2 separate regions of the Mus musculus genome follow, and region 2 is linked to region 1. Evidence: chromatin loops called from intact Hi-C (ENCODE). Cell type or tissue: gastrocnemius. All regions are shown on one strand. Region 1 overlaps Lhfp (lipoma HMGIC fusion partner). Region 2 has its middle 12 kb from the start of Cog6.

The links. A loop is a pair of places that touch in the nucleus more often than their neighbours do. Peaks named below come from ENCODE experiments on the same cell type or tissue, not always from the same donor. Only the 100,000 strongest peaks of a DNase experiment are listed, where the experiment ranks them.
Region 2: a loop joins it to region 1, with 6 times the contacts of the local background. A loop is called at or near these places in 21 of 42 quality-filtered maps.

The regions. Positions count from the first base shown.
Region 1 is chr3:53,244,263-53,249,262 of GRCm38, reverse strand. All of the region lies in intron 3 of Lhfp (lipoma HMGIC fusion partner), which reads right to left. Among named protein-coding and RNA genes, the nearest start is that of Gm40048, 150 kb to the left of the region's middle. In gastrocnemius, a CTCF peak has its summit at 1,954 (motif pointing right); DNase peaks (open chromatin) are centred at 593 and 1,962; H3K27ac peaks cover 912 bases.
Region 2 is chr3:53,026,302-53,031,301 of GRCm38, reverse strand. No RefSeq gene overlaps it. Among named protein-coding and RNA genes, the nearest start is that of Cog6, 12 kb to the right of the region's middle. In gastrocnemius, a CTCF peak has its summit at 2,083 (motif pointing left); a DNase peak (open chromatin) is centred at 2,072.

The DNA of each region.
Region 1 (5,000 bases):
ACTGCAACTCACTGCCCAGCTCACACTGAATGTACAACACACACATATGCACACACATATGCACACACATATGCACACACATGCACACACACTCACATACATGCACATACATGCACGTGTGTGCACACACAACATGTAAATAAACATGGATACATGCAAAATGAAAAACTGACATAATGACCACTCCTTATCTGAAGTGGGGGTGTGTGTCAAATTCAGGGATGTGTGCCTGTTACCCAAGTATTGTACAAATTTAGCAACAGCTATACTCCACAGATCTTTTTTTAATTCTAAAAATTTCTGAATCAAAATTATTGATCTTCCCTTACATTCCACTGGCACGTGTGGCAGTGTAGGGGAGTAGCCACGGGCAGCTCCGTGGTCCAAGCACTCTGACATGCATCCTGTCTAAGGGACTCACAGCTAACTACATCCAACTGAGCTGACAGCTGACAAATTAAATCACCTGAGACAAAGAAGACATCTTAGCTTTATTCCTGTAATCTCATTGTGAAGTGACAGGTCAATTAGACCCGTGTGCAGGCTCTCCGTACCCAGGTAGGAGGGAACACGGTCTAATCCAGCCCCCTGGGAGAAGCCACCAAGTGTGCCTGGGCAGCACCTGGGGGTACACGTGGCCCATTTTCCTCACCAAATGCCTCTAGTCTGGCAAAATGAAGTCGATTTATACTCCACGTGGGAAACATTGCTTTCCAGAGAATGAAAGGCATTTTTTCCGAGCTGATATAGTTGAAAGACAAGGAACCCATGAGCCCCACACAGAATGACTATAGGGCTTTTATATGTAACTAAAATGGTCCCCAGGCAGTGGTGGCAAATGCTTCAGGCAAAACAGGAAGGCAGCAGGGATGAGGGTGGACGCTGTGACGGGATTAAGTCTGAACACAACAGAGCCTCCTTTAAATTCCAAACCTGCCCAGAACCAGAGCACCCTTCCTCTATTTCTGAGACCTTTGCCTTTTTCCTCTCATTTCTGCCACGAAGTGAGCATATCACAGAGCCACAGACTTCAGCACTAAAGGCATTCTTGAAAAGGAAGGCACAGGTCAAGTCTGACAATCTTATTTTGTAAAGAGTCAGACAGTAAAAAATTTTAGTTCAAAGGCAACCACTGATACCAAGTATGTCAGTGAGCATTGCTGCCTGCCCATAAAATGTAATTTACAGAAGTGTAGAGAGCAGATGTGGCCCATAGCTTGCTAGCCCTGTATCTAGGCCACTTTTTGTGTTTTAATCACGAGGATAGGTATCCAGGACACTGGTGACTTTCCCAGGTCTCTCAAAAGTGCTCTCCTCAGCATGTCACTACACTCGGCGGCTGGCTTTGTTTATGATATATAACATCCCGATTCCCACACTAAAGCAAGCTAGTGTCTCTGCTAATTGCAGAGAAACACTTAAACTTGACTATTCACCTACACAGTATATGCAACCGTGACTACGTGCTGTATCAGCTACTACTTCTTGCCTAGGACAAACCTTCTGAAGAGGCAATCTAAGGAAGGGTGGATTCCTTTGGGCTCCCGGTTTCTGGGGCTTTTAGTCCATTGGATGGAGAAGGTGTGGCTGAGCAGTTCTTTGTCATAGTGAGCCTAAGGCAAAGGCGCTCAAGGGGGACAGAACAGGAAGGCAAGAGAGTCAAACTAGAACTAGTGTATAGGGCTGTACCTTCAAAGGTTGCCTTCAGCAACCTACCCCATGCTAGCTAGCCAGAAGGTCACTTAACCTCTCAAAACAGCATGCCTTCTAAGAATGCGTGTCCCAACATATGAGCCTCTGTATGTGTGTGTATATGTGTGTGCACATGCACACACACGTGCATGTGTCAGAAGGAGCATTAAACAGAACCACAACATTGGACTTCATTAAAAAAGTATTTATTTTAATTTTTTGTGTGTGGGAGTACATATGTGCACCACATGCAATGCCAACAGAGGCCAGAAGGGGGCATTGGATCTCATAGAACTCCGAGCTGAGGACTGAACCTGGGCCCTGTGAAAGAACCTTAGGTGTTCTTATCCACTGACACTTCTTGTCAGCCCTTTAAAGAATGAATGCCTTCATTCTTTAAAGTAATTTCACATGCTCAAAGCAAATAAGTATAAGTTGGGGGTGGGGCTATAAATAAACCACCACCATCTTTCATCATCAAACTAGGTCATCTGGACATCGTGTCTGACCTTGGTATCTACGGATTTTTGAAACATAGATTTGATTTAACTGAAAATCAAGGTACTCCTTACCTGCAATGTGGTATCTGCAGTGAACATGTGTGTACACTGTTTCTGCCCTTATCCCCTCATAGCGTACTAGCAGGGTTATTACATTGGAGCAGGTATTGTAAGTCAACTGGAGAGGAAATTAAATGCACAGGAAACTGTAGGGAGGCTACATGAGGATGCTACACCAATTTCAATAAGGAATGTGAACATTCTCTGAGATTAGTGTCTGCAAGGGTCCTGGAATCATTGCCATTGAATGCTAAAGATGGCTGCATGTACTTCATGTCAATGTAAATTGCTTATTAGGCTTATTTACCAAGCAATTAGCTATGATGGGGGTTATAGGCAGGAGTGTGGGAGGGCTTAAAAAAGCCCCACTGGAGATGATAACACCTCCTTAGCTGAGGGAATGAAAATTCCTGGCAAAAAGCTCTTTCTGCAAAGACGGATTGACTAATCAGCGCTGCAGTGGTGTGGAACGGTGTGGAATGTGGCAGGACCAGAAGCTGGCTACCTTATCTTGGGCTAGCTTTAGCCCCTTGAGAAGCCGTTCCTTGCCTACCTCTGTGTTGGAACTAATATCCATAGATTCACCTTTCTAGAATCTATTAACTTAGCAGATAACTAACTTCCACCAACTCAAAAGCTACCAGTGATGTCAGATAGCACCTGAGGTCTATAGCAGGGCTTCCTCCATCTCGCTTTAGCCTCCTTTCTGATGTATCCATTGCTGTATTTTAAAATTGCCTTATAACAATTCTGTGGTATGCAGCTATTATTTTTTAAAAATAACTTTATGAAACTGCTTCCGTGTGGAAATATAGGAACCTGAGATGACCTCGCTGCGTATTTTCTAGGCCTTGGTCACTCAAATTTGGCTCTAGAATAAATTCTCACTCCCTTTGATGCGAAGAGTTGTGTTTGTTGAACTGACAGCTGCAGAGCTCGGTTCTTCGCAGCCAATAGATTTCTATCCTCTCCCTGAGGCCCTGTGCATGTAGGGAAGGGTTGCACACAGCTGGTTTGGAGGAATGACTCATCCTCTGGTAACAGTGTGATGAGCCTCTTCAGGGAGGCAATATGGACAGTCAAGACCCTAGACCTCCTGCTCTTTTTGTTCTACGTTATCTTCTTGTCATACATGACTGTCTCCTGGGCCAAATGCCCAGGTTTTCATGAATTTAGCTGTGCCAGGTTCCACATATCAGCACAGCTGGGTGTCTTGAGTGTCTGCATTGCCTCCTTGAGGCGGCTCATCTCACTGTTACCAGAGTGAGTCACTCCTCCAAACCAGCTGTGTGCAATCCTTCCCTACGTACACATGGCCTCAGGGAGGGGATAGAAATCTATTGGCAGGGAAGGACCGAGCTGGGGATCCTAGTTAGGAAGGGTACTCAGTGGGTCTAGGAAGTGGGTGACCAGGCAATGCTGTAGCTGTGGCTGCATAGAACAAAGCTACACCATTCATGAAACACCTCAGACTCCCCAGGTAACCTCTTTACAGTGCACTTATTTGTTTTTCTTTGGTGTCAGGTTGATCCAGAAGTAATTCCTCTGCACTTTACACTGAATAGAGGTTCTACCTCCCTCCATCCCAGCAAACCAGTAAGACCCCCATAATCACCAGAGGGAAGTTAAAGATGCCTGACCCACCCAACATTCTCTGGTACACATGCCAAGAACCCCAAACACCCGCTTAAAAATACAGTGAAGCTAGGATGTGTAGAATGACTCCCATGATGCTCTATGGGACACATTAGACACACCTGTTAACATACCTCCTTGTACCATTCTTACTAAATGCAGTTTCCCCTTTGTCATTGGCCAGCTGGGTATCTGCCATCACATGCGCTATGATCTTTGCCCCTTAACACTGAAGCAACCTAAAAGCCTTACTAGAGATATCTGTTTGTGTGTCATTGGTTGAGTGAACAGAGGTGGCCTTTGGGCTCACACCGTGAATGAACACAGAAGCTGATCTCCAGATGGGAATGGCTAAAATAACCAACAAGGCTTCCTTTAGTTTAGTTCATGTCTCAAAGACCATGAAGATCATCCTTTAGTTTTTGTCTGGGATGCTTTGATAAAGGCAGAGTCTTCCTGGAAAAACCTGCTCTTGGATTTCTGGGTGGACCCAAAGAAAGAATGTCTCCCAAAACCCCAAGTCTGTCTCCCAGTGCTGTTGCTTGGTGAGACCCACAGAAGTTTTGTCACAACCCTGTCTGAAGAGAGACAGCATTCAACTGTGATGGCGCCAAGTCTCCCACCCTGTCTGTGTCACATTTCCACCGAACACTGAGTGGCGTCTGCTCACTCTCCATAGGCAATGAACTATTGGGAACCCAGTGGCTCCAGGCAGGACTTTGATGCTGGCTATCTGCCCCGAGCTAAGAGATTTTCCCTCTACAGTCTCACCATGCTTGGAAGGCAAATCAAGGGAATATAATTAAACCAAATCCAGTTAAGCCCAATTTTGTGATCCTTTTTTTTAAACATTCATTTATTTATTATATGTAAGTACACTGTAGCTGTCTTCTGACACACAGAAGAGGGCATTGGATCTAATTATGGATGGTTATGAGCCACCATGTGGTTGCTGGGATTTGAACTCAGGACCTTTGGAAGAGCAGTCAGTGCTCTTAACCACTAAGCCATCTCTCCAGCCCAATCTTGTAATTATTTATGGTAAATTCCAACACTCATTGTAAAATCTGACAGATGGTGAATGGTTAGCCACTCTTTTTCGAAGACCTTATT
Region 2 (5,000 bases), 220 kb after region 1:
CCCAGCACCCAGAGGGTGGTTCACAAACAGCCGTAACTAAGTCCAGTTCCAGTGTAGCCAATCTCCTCTTCTGACCTCCCTGGGTACCACACACACTTGTGGTGAACATGCATACATGCAGACAAAACACTCATACATAAAATAAAATAAAATAAAATAAAATAAAATAGTTAATTTAAAAAAAAAAAAAGCTCTGTCTACTGTTCTGAGAAATTTCAGCTAAGATTCATTTGCCAGGCTCTGACTAAGATCAAGTCCCAAAACACAACCTGGTGCCATAAACATAAAACCAACATTTTTTTAATAAAAAATATTTTTTGGCCAAATATTTTCCAAGTTAAAGTGTAACTGCAGTCAGAGGTAGACTAGCCAAGGCAGCACAGTGAATTCCTGCCCCCACAACTGGATTGGCCTAGATTTGATCTTGCAGGATGGTATAGCATCCACTCACGGGCTCTCTGATTTTTAGGTAAGTTATTTAATAACGTTTACTCATAGTGTTGTTTTGAAAACTAAAAAATGCATGTGAAAATTTTCAGCACATGGTAATTACTCAATAAGTGATAAATAATATTTAATAAGACTTTTACTATCTTAGAATCATCTGGTAACATGTCCAAACCTATCTAATCTATCCTTATAAGATACATTGCTATATAGAATTAGGTGATGGTCCAATAATGTATTGTTTTCCATTATTTATTTTATTAAATTATAGTATTTATTGATTTTATGTGTGCATATGTGTGTATGCATGTGAAACATGTCATGCCACCCATGGGTGGAGATTGGAGAATTCACAGGAGTCAGATCTCTCCTTCTCTCCTGTTGCTCCTTAGGACCAAACTCAGGCAGTCAGGTCGGAAGCGAGTGCTTTTCCCAGCTGAGTCATCTTACTGGCCTGCCGTGATTTAAGGGAGACACATTTAAGGAGAGGATTCACTCTACAGAGTTTATGAAGAATCCAAAATTTGGTTCCCAATACCAGGTATAATTGTGCATGCCTGTAACCCCAGACCAAGGAGATAAAGACAGTTGGCCAGTGCAAACAGAAGTTCAAGGGAAGCCTGGCTATATGAGATCTTTCTCTAAATAATAAATTCCAACCACATAAATAATCAGAATGCATCTTAATTTTAATGTATTGTTGGGTTTGCAATATTAAAATGATGATCAGGAAAAAATTTCCTTGTAATTGGTCTTTGATAATCTGGTATATCTATATGGTACATATATACATATATACATATACATATATTCATATATATATATGAATAAATGTTTACCCTGCATTCGTGAAATCCCAGTGTGAAGGCTTGAGAAAGCTTGCCTGCTGAAGAGGCTTTTGCTCCTCCTGCACTATCTCTGAGCCCATCTTGTCAATCCAGTCTAGCAGCCACCTAAGGCATTCTCCTCTGTAACTTGAGGACCAGGTGGTCACTGGAGTAATTTAGATAGGCAAAAGCCCTTTGGGTCACAGAAAACATTCATATGATCTCCAGAGTCCTTACTAAAAGGCGTTAGGTCAAAACCACAATACCACTTCCCTATTTTTCTCAATTCTAATAACTATTCTTGAAAATGATTACTGGGTCGGATAAAAAATAGTTTGCAAAAATATCAATAATCTTCAATTCTTGAAAAAAAAAAGTCACACACTGAAATTAATCAAATCCAGGAATCAGACCATAAGCTCAATGAACCTCTACATATTTAGAGAAGCCATTCAGACCAGAAGCTGTGACGCTTCACATAATAGTTTGTCATTTCAGTATCGCATCTATTTTATGCCCTTATCCTCCTCTTCTCCCCGTTTACTACCTCGAGTAGAGAGAGGTCTGAGCTCTAAGCAGGAGGAAGCGTGCTGAAACAGTACTAACTTTGAAGCTGATCTAGAAGCTCACATACACCAGTTCATGTCGACCAGGTTTGAGAACGTGAATGCTATTTTTTCTTCCTTACTTAGAAGAGAAATCTTTCCTGGAGGAAGAGTAATGGATAGGGTACTTTGCAGGTCTATCAAGGACTTCAGTGTTCAGCCAAAGACAGACTCAATCTCTCTCAACAGCGACACCTGCTGGGGCCTCCGGGGTATAGTTTGGTACTTCAAGGAGCTCATCAACTTTGTTTCCATTATTTGACGGCTTAAAAATTACTAGTTTCCCTGATAGAAAAATATATATTTCTATATTGGATATATTCCAATGAATATACGTAGGTATATCCCTCCACCCCAACACACAAACACTACTACTATCCGTTCTCTACTCTTCTCCATGAGTATAACTTTATCCTCTGGTCCTCGAAGGTGGGCTTGTCTGAGTGACCATACCCACACTGGTATATAGAAAGGGCAACAATGTAACTGCAGTGGGGAAGTCGACAGATACGGCTTCACCTGGGTGAGTAAGAGAACATCCCCACTGATGCTCTGTAGATACCAGGTATCCTTGCTGCCATACTGAGAGCCCAAACCCAGGCTAACCACACCAGAAGGTGAAGCCTGGGGACAGTGTACGCAATACATGCAAAAGTCTGCACCTGTCAATCCAGGAAAAGTAAAAGGAAATTCGGAGAAATTTGCTGTGCTGACTGGTTTTATGCCAACCTGACACAAGCTAGAATCATTACAGAGGAAGGAACCTCATTTAAGAAAATACCTCCAGGCTAGAGAGATGGCTCAGCGATTAAAAGCACTGACTGCTCTTCCAGAGGTCCTGGGTTCAATTTCTAGCAATCACATGGCGGCTCAAAACCATCTGTAATGGGTCCCTCTTCTGGTGTGTCTGAAGACAGCAACAGTGTACTCACATACATAAAATAAATAAGTCTTAAAAGTAAAAAGAAAGTGCCTCCATAAGATCAGACGGTGGACAAGCCAGTAGGGCATTTTCTTAATTAGTGATTGATGAGGGAGGGCTTAGCCCATTATGGGTGGTGCCATCCCTCAGCTGGTGGTCCTGGCTTCTATAAGAAAGCAGTCTGGGCAAACCATGGGAGCAAACCAGTAAGCAGCATCCCTCTATGACCTTCAGTCTCCTGCCGTGCACTGAATGCCTGCCCTCACTGCTTTTGATGGTGATCTGTTCTAAGAACTGGGAATGAAATAAACCCTTTTCTCTTCAAGTGGCGTTTGGTCATGGAGTTTCATTGCAGCAGAAGAAACTTTAAGGTGTTTGGTTAAGGAATATGAGGATCAAATTTAGCATCCTGAATGGATCTTTGTGCTAGAAAGGACAGTAAAACAAAAACTAGGGAAGAGTCCATTTGGTGAAAGTTTGGTTATTAGTTAATAAAATACCAATGTCAGTTTCTTGGTGTGAACAAATTTACCACAGGAATATAAGATTGACAATTTTTCTTTCTACTCAAATTTAAATTTAGTTGACATGAGAAGACACCAACATGGGTCAAGGGGCTCACCATGTTATCTTTGCAACTCTCATAATTTGCAAATATTCCAAAGTAGATTTTATTTCAGGACTATTATTTTCTCTATGTCCATCTCCATGTTGTGAGTCCTAAGGACTAGTTAAGCCTCACCTTTGAGAAACACGTTACAGGTCCATGTGTTTTCAAGACAGGCAGGCACTATCTCTCATTTAAGTTGCAGTTAGTGGTATCTGGCAAGCGGAATGATTCTTTCCATCCACCAAAGAGGAAACAGACTCAGGGGTTTTATTCCAACAGACTGACGTCATGCCAGGAGTAAGAAGCCGAGGGCCAAGCCACGGGGTTCTTACATGTCATCATGAGTTCTGCTCCAGCCACAGGTCTTGTGTCATGTGTCACATGTCACATGAGTTCTAGCAGAAGTGATTATACTGGAGGTGACCTGTACTGCCAAGGGCATACTGGATTTCACACATCTATGTTATTTCACTTCTTCATGTGAGGATTCAAGTGCTGATGACAAAATGAGAGTAGAAAAATGAAGCAAAAGAAAAAAAAACAAACAAACAAGTTAAACTTGAGACTTTATTCTCAGACTTCACCATGACATCATCGAGTTCTTCCTGGTAAGGAAAAATCCTCTACCATCCCTCTGTGTTCCATGGAAATGTCTTTGTTGAGTTTTCCTTTCCCCATCCCTGCATATCCACAGCGGTATTGAGTCATGGCAGAAGGAAAGTAAAGACTGAACATGAACAAATTCATGTTTAATTACATATAAAATTCCTCCCCTTAACAATTTCTCTTTCTACTCAAATTTAAATATAATTTTCAAACATATTTTAGCAAAAACAATTCAGTGCAGATGAGTATATTAAATTCCTTAGAAGTCTCAAATTATAATAGTTTCCCAAACTATTATACCCAGCTATAGGGTAAACAAAGGAGTCCCAAACACAGGGAAAGTCTAGATGTCTTCCTTATCTTCCTTGTTCAGAATCGTGACATTTTCAGGTCTAAAAACCAGTCTTTTTTTTTTAATTCCTATGAGTATGGACAGGGACAGGTGACAATGGCCACTGATGTGTGTCCTCTGTGTGTGGGCACATCAGTGATGTGTGTTGGTGATCAGGAGCGTAGTTGGATTTCCTAGGATATCACCACAGCAGCACACACTAAGAACAAACAGACATACGGATCAGCATGGATGTGCTGACCCCAACCACATCTGAGCATTTAAAGAGCATACAGGAGCAGACCACAAGGTGTTAATAAAACAGGGACCCACAAATCTTAAAGGAAATAATTTAGAGAGTATCTAAATGCAGGATATTACATAGTTTCAAAGAACCTAGATATTTATGTAATACAAAGGGTGAACTTGGTCAAGTCAAAGAGAACTGTGTGTGGCGCCACACAAGGTCAGCACTCCATCAGTTGAAACAGGAGGTCCTGGGCACCTTGTCAGCCCTGACTGGTAGATTTCTTACTTTAACCAGTGTGCTTTTATAACCTTCGTGTGGCCTTCCACTGGCATATGGTGGACCTACCAGGGGCCACACACTTGTGTTCTGGCCTTCTCCCAGCAGCTATCAACTGCCTATAGT